Linked DNA regions of Homo sapiens: regions 1, 3 and 4 are each linked to region 2. Evidence: chromatin contacts called from ENCODE Hi-C or POLR2A ChIA-PET data. All regions are on one chromosome and are shown on one strand. The core of a region is the stretch at or near the end of the contact, and the rest is flanking DNA. Distances in the headings are between cores, read along the strand shown. Region 1 holds the start of PAQR4 (progestin and adipoQ receptor family member 4). Region 2 holds the start of ECI1 (enoyl-CoA delta isomerase 1). Region 3 holds the start of FLYWCH2 (FLYWCH family member 2). Region 4 holds the start of ELOB (elongin B).

Region 1 (2,730 bases), core at 152-2,651, 720 kb after region 2:
GTTCTGCCGCGGGCTACCGGCCTCTGAGTGCCTCCAGCCAGAGCTCCCTGCGCTCGCTCATCTCCGCTCTCTGACTCTGGGCCCCGAGGGTCCGCTGGGCCCGCCGCCGGCGAGATGGACACCTGAGATGCTGTGCTGCGCCCTGCCTCGGCCTTGCGCCTGTGTAGGGGCAGCTCGGCCTCTGGTCGCCTTGGGGAGACCAAAAGTCGGACAGGAAACATCTGGTGCTATTATCTGGGACTTGGCCTGACCGTGGGGGTCCAGATGGTCCAGGCCCTCTCCATGGACCTGTATGTGGGGGTGGTCTCTGGTTTCGGAGGTCTTTGAACCCCTCTGGGGGTGGTCCTGGACTGCCGTCCTCAGTGAGAGGTCACAGGTCAGCAAAAACAGTCAAAAAACCCCCACAGATTTTGAATAAAGGATCTACTTTGGTACGGGCCTCGAAAGTTCTTCCGTGGTGGGAGGAGCATGTTAATGACCATACAAACGCCGAGGGTTGCGTGTGTCCATGCAAATGAAGGGCGTTGCACGCAGACTTTGGTGGAGCTGCCTGGAATGCAGAGAAGGACCTAGAACACAGACAGATGGGTGGGTGGGTGGAGTCCTGTAGAAGGCGGGGGGTGGAAGGGGAGGAGGATCGTGGGCAGCGTTATGCTGAATAAGGGGTGCCTTCCCGGTCCCTGCTCAGGGTGGACGGGGCGGAGGTCGACTTTGCTCCCCTGGCCTCCAATCTGTTTCCTGTCTATCCTCGGTAGGGCCCCGCAAGGGTGCTCCTTGTGGGCGATAACTGGGAGCAAGTTGGGCCGGGCCCACGCTCCGAGAAGCCTAGCGCGAAGGATAGGGCCTCTCCCGACGGCTGCGGGCGCGTGAGGCACGCCTTCAGAGGCCTGGGTACCGTGGAGCGCCTTGCTGCACTCGGGAGTCCAGCCTGCGGAAAGATCACTTTGGAGCGGGGGCGTACCGGATGTAGGCCGGACCCGTCCGGCAGCACCTTGGACAGAGCCCCGTCTGCAGGGTAGGGCTAGGTGGCAGGACTATGCCCCCGAGGGTGGGTGCCCAAAGGTACGGAGACCTGGGTGTCACGCGGAAAGCCCGGATGCACAGTTCTGAGGGACGCGAGGTGCCAGGGTCACTCTAGCGCAGCCCGCAGGACCCAGAACGTTGGGTCGCAAGCCCACAGCCACCCCATGCAAATGAGGCTGGGAGCGCGCACACTATGCTAGGAGGCGAGGCCTGGGCGGCCTCGGGGCGGAGCCTCCCCGCCGGCCACGCCCATTGGCTCTCGCTGCGCCGACGTCAGGAGCCCGGCGCGCGAAACGCTGGCCGGCCGGCGGGAACTAGGAGCCTGGGCGGAGCCTGGCGTCCCCTCCCGCGTCCGGCCGCGCCCGTCCTCCTGGCTGCAGAGAGACTACCGGCCACCGCCGCCGCCGCCGCCGCGAGCTGTCCCTGCGGCGCGTCTGCCTTGGCGGAGCCGACCGCAGTGCGCTCAGGCGTCCGGTGCGTCCCCAGCCTCCGCCCCGGCGCGGGGGCGACGGACTCGCGCGTGCGCAGCGCCGGAGGGGCGCGGGCTGGGACCCCCTAGCCAGCGCGTGCGCCGATCGAGCGCAGGGCGATGGGTGGGCGCCGGGCGCCGGGCGCCAGGCAGTGATGGGCCTTCCCGCGCTGCGGCCCCACTGAGGAGGAGGCTCGGGGACAGCAGGAGCACGGGCTGCCCGCGCGGTGCGGACCATGGCGTTCCTGGCCGGGCCGCGCCTGCTGGACTGGGCCAGCTCGCCGCCGCACCTGCAGTTCAATAAGTTCGTGCTGACCGGGTACCGGCCCGCCAGCAGCGGCTCGGGCTGCCTGCGCAGCCTCTTCTACCTGCACAACGAACTGGGCAACATCTACACGCACGGTGAGCCGCGTCCCGCAACGCGCTTCCCACACCCCCGGCCGCCCTACCTGCGTTGGGCCGGGGGCACTGAGGCCGAGGAGGGCCCCAGCGCCCAAGTCCAGGGCTGCCCCGGCCCTGGCACCGCCAGTAGCCGCGGTGACAAAGCTGCCATTGTCCCGGGCCGCGCTGCCAGCTTCCGTTTTCCCGGCGGGTGGGGGCCGGGTCAGGAGAGGGGAGCAGAGTAGGGTCTGAGCCTGCTTAATCCCTCTGAGCCCCAGGGGTAGGGAGCATGGTGTCCGGCCTCTGTAATCCCAGCGCCCTGGGAACCCCCTCCCGCCAGCACCCAGCCGGGAGATGGTGTTGACTGCGATGAGGAGGGCCCGGGAGGAGCCTCCCAGCGCCGCCGTCCTGACGCCCCCGCCCCAAGCCGCTCTGTCTTGGGGCTCCGCCTGGTGGCGGCTCCTTCTTCCCCCAACAGGCGTCCGGCCCCTCCTCCGCGCCCCGCGGAGCTCTGCTGACACAGCCCTGCCCGTCCTTGAGCTGCCCCAGGCGGGCAAGGGGCCCTGAGCGGCCTGGCCCAGCCTGGGTGCCTTTCCCGAGCTTTTGCCAGGCCACATTCTCACAAGGGTGGGCAGCCTTCGGAGCCCCGTTTGGCCCCTGGGAGGCCAGTACTAGAGGCCGGCAGGGAGGGGTGGAGACCTCCCAGAAAGGGCTAGGCTGGAATCAAACTCCCCAGGGAGAGGTCTGGGGAGATGGGACAAGCCCCTCGAAGCCCCCTTCCCTTCATTCTGGACTTGTCTTCCCCCACCTGGCCTCACCCCTTTATAGAAGATAAAAAGGCCCAGTGCCTCCATTTG
Region 2 (2,801 bases), core at 298-2,797:
TTGCATTTTGTTGAGATATATTCAAATATGCTACAGAAATGATCCCTTCAGAAACTCAGTTTTTACAAAAATTAGTGGGCATAGTGGTGGGTCCCTGTAATCCCAGCTATTTGGGAGGCTGAGGAGGGAGAATCGCTTGAACCCAGGAGGCACAGGTTGCAGTGATCGGAGATTGCGCCACTGCACTCCAGTCTGGCGACTGGAGAGCAAGACTACATCTCCAAAAAAAAAAAAAAAAAAAAAAAAAGTCAGTTTGAAGTTGGTCTTAGTTTGTCCCTCTCAAGTTTGTAGAGAGAGCCCAGGCAGCTCCCTCAGCCCAGACAGAGAGGACGGAACCAAGTTCAGAGGCACCAGGAGCCTGGAGTCCTGAAGCTGTGCAAAGTTGGGCACAGCCCTGAGTCTGGGGGGTTGGGGAGGGCAGGGGCTGTGACTTACTTGCGGAGGGGGAGGGCCTCCTCTCAGGAGCCACAGCAGGGACTGCTGCACCGGGAGGTCCAGGTCAGCATGTCCTGGAAGCAGAACTGCTGGCGCCTAGGCGTGCCCTCTCGGTGCCCTCAGCTCGGCCTCCTGTCTGGAGGGAGCGCACAGGCTTCTCTTCCAAAAGTACTTTTTCTATCCTTTCCAGTGGGTTTTACCAAGGGTTCTGACGGGCGGGTAGGTACGAGGTTCTGTGCCACATGGGAGTGTTAACAAACGTAATTTTATTCCAAAAGATTCCAATTCTTTTCCACTTCCAATTGAATAACTTAGATAACAGCTCATATCCCCGCCAACTTTATTTTTATTTATTTATTTATTTTGAGACGGAATCTTGCTCTGTGGCCCAAGCTGGAGTGCAGTGGCACAATCTCGGCTCACTGCAGCCTCCACCTCCCAGATTCCAGCGATTCTTCTGCCTCAGCCTCCCAGGCATAGGCACGCACCACCACGCCCAGCTAATTTTTTTCTTTTGTATTTTTCAGTACAGATAGGGTTTCATCATGTTGGCCAGGCTGATCTCGAACTCCTGACCTCAGGTGATCCGCCCGCCTCTGCCTCTTAAAGTGCTAGGATTACAGGCGTGAGCCACCGCGCCCGGCCTCCGCCAACTTTAAAAACAGAAACTTTTATCTCATGACGAACGAACCCAGGTAGAGCGGCAAGGTTCTGTTTCGAAACTTGGGTTCTAAACACAAACCGAGCGTCGACAGACGTGGTTCTCCGACAGCACCCCGCGAGCGCGGACCCCCGCGGGTCCTGACCCCACGCCCGCCCTCCCTCGGCGCCGCCCGCTCACCTGCGCCCGCGTCCGGCTCCACCAGCACCCGCTGGCTCCCGAAGCGCCGCGCGCCGTCTCCGCCGCCGGCCGCCCGCTCCGTCCGCCCGAGGGCCGCGCCCGGGAGCCGGGCCCCTGCGAAGGCAGCGTGGGGGAGCCCGTTAGTTCCCGGTCCTGGCCCCGGCCCCGGCCCGATCCCTGCCCACCCCGGGTTTCGCACCCGCGCGGAGCAGAACGCGCGCCGGGACTCGCACAGAAGCCACCAGCGCCATCTTGACCGCAACGCGCGGGATAAAGGTCGCGGGCTGAGCTCGCCTCCTGGGGAGGGGGCGGAGCCCCCCCAACTAGGTCCCGCCCCGTTCCCAGAGGCTGGTCAACGCCTCCACCTACCGGCCGAAACAGCCGCTCGCCGCCCTCCGGCTTCACCCCGGGCAGCCGCGCGCTTCCGGGGCAGGCACCTGGATCTGGGCCAGGGCTGGCCTACAAGGAGGCGCAGGCCCACTGCTGAAGCAGCCACGACCAGCTCAGCGCCAGGGCAGGCTCTTCTACAGCGCGGGACACTGTAGGCAAGAGGCTGCCGGTGTTCGTGACCGCGAGCTCTCGGCCGGGCCCAGCTACTGCAGTATCGGCGCTGGAAAGGCGATCAAAGCACGGAACCCCTCCCGAGGGGGCCGTCAGGGAGGCCAGGGGCTGCCTGGGGTGAGCCCGGCCTCCTGCCCCTTTGGGAACAGGATCAGAGCTGCAGGTTTAGTCACCGAAATGGGGGTGGGGGCAGCAGAACCCAGCGGTAAGAACAGGCCACCCGCCTTGCTCAGCACAAGGGCAAGTGCACAAAGGCCGGACCGCAGTGGCACCTTTTTATTTGCAGAGAAATGCCGAAAGATAAGAATACAGTCTGTTCCCGCTGGGCCGTAAGCGGCAGCTCGGGAGTGGGCCTTTGTACTGTCTGGTGTGGGGTTTTGGTCAGACCACTGGGAGCACTGGGCAGTAAGGTCCCAGCTGTGTTGGGTGGTCTCAACTTTTGTTCTCATCTTAAGCATTTCCAATTCTTCCTTGTGTCCCAAACCAATTTTTGAGGTGGAAAAATGGCCACTTAACGGAGGAGGAAGCAAGCCTGGCATGGTGACACACACCTGTAACCCCAGTGACTCAGGACCAGCTGGGTAACATAGCAACAACTTGTTGCTACAAAAAATTCTTAAAAATTAGCTCCTGCTGCTGGGCGCGGTGGCTCATGCCTGTAATCCCAGCACTTTGGGGGCCAAGGTGGGCAAATCATGAGGTCAGGAGTTTGAGACCAGCCGGGCCAATATGATGAAACGCCGTCTCTACTAGAAATACAAAAAATTAGCTGGGCATGGTGGCAGGTGCCTGTAATTCCAGCTACTCAGGAGGCTGAGGCAGGAAAATCACTTGAACCCAGGAGGCAGAGGTTGTAGTGAGCCAATATTGCGCCACTGCACTCCAACCCAGGCAACAGAGACTGTCTCAAAAAAAAAATTAAAAAATTAAAAAAAAATTAGCCCCTGCTACTCTGGACACTGAA
Region 3 (2,774 bases), core at 78-2,577, 630 kb after region 2:
CCTGAGGTCAGAAGTTCAATACCAGCCTGGCCAACATGGTGAAACCCGTCTCTACTAAAAGTACAAAAATTAGCCGGGCGTGGTGGCGGGCGCCCGTAATCCCGGCTACTCAGTAGGCTGAGGCATGAGAATTGCTTGAACCCGGGAGGCAGAGGTTGCAGCGAGCCGAGATCACGCCACTGCACTCCAGCCTGAGCGACAGAGCGCAATTCTCGTTTCTAAAAAAAAAAAAAAAGCACAAAGGCCTTGAATGACACCAGACAATGCCCGGGGAGATAGGATAGTGGGATGGGGGCAGCGGGAGCCTTGGTAGCGGAGTCCACGGTGGGATTCAGAGACCTGCAGAGCCAGGGCCGGGAGGGGCAGGGCAGAGGAAGGGCGTGCAGCGACGCTGGCATTCGGACGTGAGAAGGCGGAAGGTGCGGGAGGCCCCAGAGGATCTCGACCTGGACCCTGGAGCCCTGGGGCGGTGGCACATTCAGCGGCCGCTTTAGAGCGAGGGGGGCGGGGCGCGGAGCCAGGCTTAGGGGGACCAAGGTGGCCGGGGTAGTGGGGGCGACCCCGCGGGGCTGGGAGAGCCGCGGTGAGCCTAGGGGGCTGTGCGGGGGCCGCTCTGGACGCTGCAGCCAAGTGTCCCAGGAAAGCAGCGCCCAGGGCCCCACAGCTCCCTGTGCCCGGACCCAGCCCAGTCCCACTGCAGTGGGTGGCTGGAGGATGGCGAGTGTCCCGGGCACCCCTTGGGCCGGGTGAACGTGGTTGGGCACGGAGAGGGCGGGGCCCGTGGGCACGGGTGGGCCCAATGGGCCAGGGCTGGACCAATAACGAGAAAGGATGAATGGACAGGGGCTGAACTACAGAGAGAGGGCGGGACTATTGGGCGAGGGCTGGACCAATGGGCAGGGGCTAAACTAATAGACGAGGGCTGGACCAATGGCGCGGATGAGGCTGCTGCGTCGTCAAGGATGCAGAGCTTAAAGCAAGGCAGTGGCTTCCATGAGCCTAAACACCTTCCCTCCGCACGCTCGGTATCGCGACGGGGGAGAGCAAAACCTTTAAACAAATGCTCCAGTTTTCCCCGCAGAGAGCCGGAGTCAAATCCGTGAGGAAGCCCGGGGGTCGCAGTGAAGCCCAACCCACTGGTGCTGGGATAACCTCGCCCGCAACCCGGATCCAGGCCGCAGGTCCCCCGAGGCTCCGCCCCTGACGGCGACACTCAATCCCGGGTGTCCCCGCCCCCTTACTGAATTTTGGCCCCGCCTCCGCCCTCCGATTGGCCGGACGCCAGCTCTACGCCGCACGGGCAAGACGCGGAGGAGCGGCCCCAGCCAGAAGACAGGGCACCCGCGGCCTTGCTGCGCATGCTCGCGCTGTGACCCCGGCTTGAGGTAACAGCGCGAGCTGAGGCTGGGGCCCTTGGCGCGGAGGCTGAGGGACCCGCCGCGGCGCTGTCGCCGGAGAGGGAGGGCACCGCTGTCGTCGGTGAGGACGGGCCCTGGCGGGCGGGGAGGGTCCTGCGTCCTCGGCATGGACGAGTCCCCGGCCCGGCTCTCTCGGGGGTCCCGAGGGCTGCGGGTGCTGAGGAGGGGTCCGCGTCCTGGTGCTCAGGCCGCCTCCTGTGGGGTCTCCCGCGATTCCCTCTTTGCCTCTCGCCCCTCCTTCCCCACCCCCTCCAGTCCCTTGTCCAAAGCCTCAACACCCCCACACGAAGGAGGTCCGCACTCGCCCGCCGGTCCCTGGCCGTGTCCGCCGCGCCCAGCGCTGCCTTCCCGGCACCCCCCAACCCCCGCCGGCCTCGTCCCACGGTTGCAGCTCGGGAGGTCCCTGCAGGGACGGCAGCGAGTTGGAGGCGTGAGATACTGGGGCGGGGGAGACACTCGGGGCCTCAGGGTGTGGGTATTCTTGAGAGAGGAGAGAGCCGGGGAGCTGGGACCATTTGGGCGCAGCCCAGCCCGCGTTTGATGCCAATTGCATTGGGTAAAGGAGTGAAATAAAGATTCTGAGCCCTGGTGATTAGGGGAAGGAGCTGCCATGGCTGAAATTGCCATGGTGGGGAAGCTCCGCGCTGCACACCTTAGAGTAGCAGTTCTTGGCCTTCTTGGGGCAGGGGTCACTGCCGGTTTTTTAAATCTCCCTGTGAGGACGTGTACTGCACACCTTAGTGTCCCGTCATCCTGTCGGGGTCAATAACAGCCCCGCTGTGGACTGCGTGGAGCAGTAATTATTGGGGAGCAGCTGTCCATATCGTCTGGGAACTTTTGCGATGACTTCACCCTTGCCTGTCATCTATTAACAGCCCCTGATAAATTCACCACTATTTCCGTTACGCAGATGAAACCTGCTGGGAGGGTAAGGGATTTGTCCTCGCGGCTGAGGATGCCGGTGCTGGTGGACATTAGTGATGTTTCTCCCCCGTGCGTATGAAGATGATTCTGTGGGTCCACCATGAGGCACCAGGCAGGGGTCCTGTCGTCCAGAACATCGTCAGTGAGGGATTGAACCTTGTATTAGTTTCCTGTTGCTGTCCTAACAAATAAGGTGGCTTAAAGCAACACAGGCCGGGCGCGGTGGTTCACGCCTGTAATCCTAGCACTTTGGGAGGCCGAGGCAGGCAGATCACAAGGTCAGGAGATAGAGACCATTCTGACTAACATGGTGAAACCCCGTCTCTACTAAAAAAAAAAAAAAAAAAATACAAAAATTAGTCGGGGCCGGCGCGGTGGCTCACGCCTGTAATCCCAGCACTTTGGGAGGCCAAGGAGGGTGGATCACCTGAG
Region 4 (2,725 bases), core at 4-2,503, 530 kb after region 2:
ACTACAGGACCATGCCACCACGGCTGGCTGGTAGTTGAGCCTTTTGATGCAAAGTTTCCTCATCTGTAAACTAGGAATTACCAGAATTCTCAATTCGTAGGGCCACCAGAGGGTTTCAATGAGCTAGGAAGAAACATAAAGCACTAAGTAGACATGTGGCACACGGGACATGCACAGGCACGGTCATTTAATATTTGCTAAGTCCCAGTAGTTATGAGTGAGGAAAGGCCTTTAGAGACCATGGGAGCTGAGGCTCTGAGCCTGGAGCTAAAAGTCAGTTTCCCAGTTTCCAGCTCTAGAATCTGAACAATGCACTTGGGCGACAACCTCACAATGTTGGGAGACGTAAATCAGAGGCTGATGCATCTGACTCCCCAATGCAGACCCCAAACCCCAAGCCATTCTGACTGAATAATCTCAGTTCGTTTGCAAGGGGAAAGGGGGGCTTCTAGGACATCAGCAGGAGGTCGGGAGGTAATAACAAACGGTTGCTTGGTGAAGAACGAGTGGGACCTGACTTTCTTTGCATTCACTGAGTTCCCCACCCTCCACCCGAAGGAGTGTCCGGGGGGACAGCGTGATTCCGATGGGCCTGCGAAGAAGGGTGGGGATTAAGGGGTCGTGGTTCGAACCCTGGCGCTGCCAATGACCTTTGGCTGGTTAAGCGACCAAGCCGAACCTCAATTTCGTCAACTGCACGGCGCGGGCGATACCGTTGCAGGGGTTGCATGCCACGGTGCCCTCGGCGCCCGGGGCCCGGCACGAGGTCTAAACATCGCCCCCGGACCGGAGATCCCCGCGGCGAGCGCAGCTCGCGCTTCACCCGCACAACGGATGTCCCAGTCCCGCGGCTCGGGCGCCCGCAGGCGTCGCCGGCCGCTACTGTTTACATCGCGGACAGCGTAGGCGTCAGCCCCGTGCCCGGCGCCGGGTACCCGCTCCCCTCGGCCCGCCCGCGGGACCCACCTTGTACAGCCGCTGCTCGTCAGGAGGCCGCTTGAGGATGCCCTCGACGATGCGCTTCAGTTCGAACACCGTGCTGGACTCCTTGGCGTCCGTGAAGATGGTGGTCTTGTGGCGCCGGATCATGAGGAACACGTCCTGGGGGCGGCGGGCCGGCGTGAGCACGAAGCCCGGGCCCCCCGCGCGGCCCAGCCGCCCCCCGCCGCCCCCGGCCCGGCCCGGCCGCCCCTCCCCCACGCCCGCTCACCATCGCGGCTGCTGCCTCTCCCCTCGACGCGCCGGCGCAGCCGCGCTCCGCCCCGTTCCCGGCAGCCCGCGCGTGGCCCAGCATGCCCCGCGCCGCGTCCCTTCCCCCGGCGCAGCCCCGCCCCGTGCCGCCCCGCAGCCGCCGCCATTTTAAGTGATCTGGAAGCGGGCGGTATCGAGGGGCGTGCGGCCGCCATCCCGACGGCGGGCATGGCCTTTGGAGGCGGTGGCGCCGTCTTGGGACTGGCAGAGGGGAGGTCCCCGTGTTGGTGCGGTCCGGCGGGCTCCAAGCTCGGGCACACCGAGCTCGGGGCCGTCTTGTCGCGGCGTAGTCGTGGCCGCCATCTTGGGCAGGCTCCGCATTTGGGGTCTTCTGGCCGCCGTGCTGGGGACAGTCACCCCCGCTCCCTGACCCGGGCTGGATGCGAGGACTGTCGCCGCTCAGAGGGGCTTATGACCTGTGAAGAGCCCTGGGGGCTGCTGTTGGGCTTAGGGATGGCCCGGGCGAACTCCTTGGGCTAGAAGAGGAGGCACGGGAGCGGTTGGCGACCGCTCTTCGCAGGAGGAGGGAAGGGGCAGCTCCTTGCCCCAGGAGCCCTGGGCGCCTGTCCGCCTTCCTGCTTGGCTGCATTTCGGCTCTGAAAAGGCCTAGAGACTTGATTCTCCTGGCTGGCCGCTCTTTCCACCAAGGCCCTGTTTCCTGAATGCTGGACACTATCCTGCATCGCCCCAAGTTACATTTACATGAGAGTGAGGGCCCCCCACTTGACCTCTCCCTTGCAGAGACACCCCAGGCTGGGTCGTGCTGGGCGGGTGTCGGAGGCGGCGTTGGAGAGATGAGCCAGAGGGTGGCCCTGGACGCCAAACCGCCCTGCAGTCCTCCGAGCTGCGCTTTGAGGGCTGTTGAGAGAGGGGTGGAAGGTGGAGGTGCGATTTTTGCCTCGGCATCTAGAGAGGCGAAGGAGCAGCCCTGGGCTCCGCTGCTGACTGTGGCCATGGGCCGTTAACCTCATCAAAGCCCAGTTTCCTCCTGTTGTAGATGGGAGAGGAACAGTTTTTGAACTGCGTAGAACCTCGGCAAGTCTTAGCGCTGCATTTGTGTTTTCTAAGCTGTAATTCTAGTTATTGCTACTTTTGACTTGTGGAATGTGGCTCCTCCCTGGGGAGTCCTCCAAAGTCCCTTCCCTCGTGTGACTTCCTTCACTGCGGTTCACTGCAGCCCCTACCCCCGCTCCCAGGGTCCTCAGCATCGCAGTCCCTGCAGAACCTGTCTCTTCTTCATGACGTGAGTCATGAGGCATTGGACAGGTAATTGCTGGGAAGAGCTCTTGGCCAGGCTAAAATTTCTTTCTCAGTCGCAGTGTCTGGCTGGGGGCGGTGGCTCACGCCTGTAATCCCAGCACTTTGGGAGGCTGAAGGGGGTGGATCACTTGAGCCCAGAAGTTCAAGACCAGCTTGGCCAACAAGGTGAAACCCTGTCTGTACTAAAAATACAAACAAAATTAGGTGGGCACGG

The links. Hi-C counts contacts between places; a loop is a spot of excess contacts on that map. ChIA-PET counts read pairs that join two places held with the same protein, here RNA polymerase II (POLR2A). Pooled maps may share reads with other maps.
Region 1: a pooled map shows a loop between it and region 2 (4-fold over the local background). The contact joins the promoter of PAQR4 here to the promoter of ECI1 in region 2. A Hi-C loop is called at or near these places in 5 of 50 pooled maps. POLR2A ChIA-PET finds 5 or more read pairs at or near these places in 2 of 52 experiments (GM10248 and Panc1).
Region 3: a pooled map shows a loop between it and region 2 (7-fold over the local background). The contact joins the promoter of FLYWCH2 here to the promoter of ECI1 in region 2. A Hi-C loop is called at or near these places in 2 of 37 single-sample maps with no recorded cell type and 7 of 50 pooled maps. POLR2A ChIA-PET finds 5 or more read pairs at or near these places in 4 of 52 experiments (CD4-positive, alpha-beta T cell, H1, activated CD8-positive, alpha-beta memory T cell and 1 more).
Region 4: a pooled map shows a loop between it and region 2 (8-fold over the local background). The contact joins the promoter of ELOB here to the promoter of ECI1 in region 2. A Hi-C loop is called at or near these places in 1 of 168 maps with a recorded cell type or tissue (naive thymus-derived CD4-positive, alpha-beta T cell), 1 of 37 single-sample maps with no recorded cell type and 7 of 50 pooled maps.

Annotation. Positions count from the first base shown.
Region 1 is chr16:2,967,947-2,970,676 of GRCh38, forward strand. It overlaps PAQR4 (progestin and adipoQ receptor family member 4), which reads left to right and starts at 1,402. Exons shown (of 3, transcript NM_152341.5): 1 at 1,402-1,894. The coding sequence starts at 1,729. KREMEN2 (kringle containing transmembrane protein 2) reads left to right here. Exons shown (of 9, transcript NM_172229.3): 9 at 1-434. The coding sequence ends at 74. RefSeq lists enhancers at 384-1,373, 827-906 and silencers at 1,167-1,586, 1,617-1,786, 1,797-1,846, 1,877-1,996, 2,267-2,406.
Region 2 is chr16:2,250,040-2,252,840 of GRCh38, forward strand. ECI1 (enoyl-CoA delta isomerase 1) reads right to left here and starts at 1,548. Exons shown (of 7, transcript NM_001919.4): 1 at 1,476-1,548; 2 at 1,277-1,390. The coding sequence starts at 1,527. It overlaps LOC107984839 (a long non-coding RNA gene), which reads left to right and starts at 1,631. Exons shown (of 2, transcript XR_001752052.2): 1 at 1,631-1,954. RefSeq lists enhancers at 880-1,009, 1,940-1,999 and a silencer at 1,220-1,689.
Region 3 is chr16:2,881,888-2,884,661 of GRCh38, forward strand. It overlaps FLYWCH2 (FLYWCH family member 2), which reads left to right and starts at 1,328. Exons shown (of 4, transcript NM_138439.3): 1 at 1,328-1,479. RefSeq lists an enhancer at 245-745 and silencers at 474-943, 1,444-1,613, 1,704-1,763.
Region 4 is chr16:2,776,027-2,778,751 of GRCh38, forward strand. ELOB (elongin B) reads right to left here and starts at 1,254. Exons shown (of 4, transcript NM_007108.4): 1 at 1,211-1,254; 2 at 967-1,101. The coding sequence starts at 1,213. RefSeq lists a silencer at 1,245-1,374 and enhancers at 1,445-1,584, 2,232-2,725.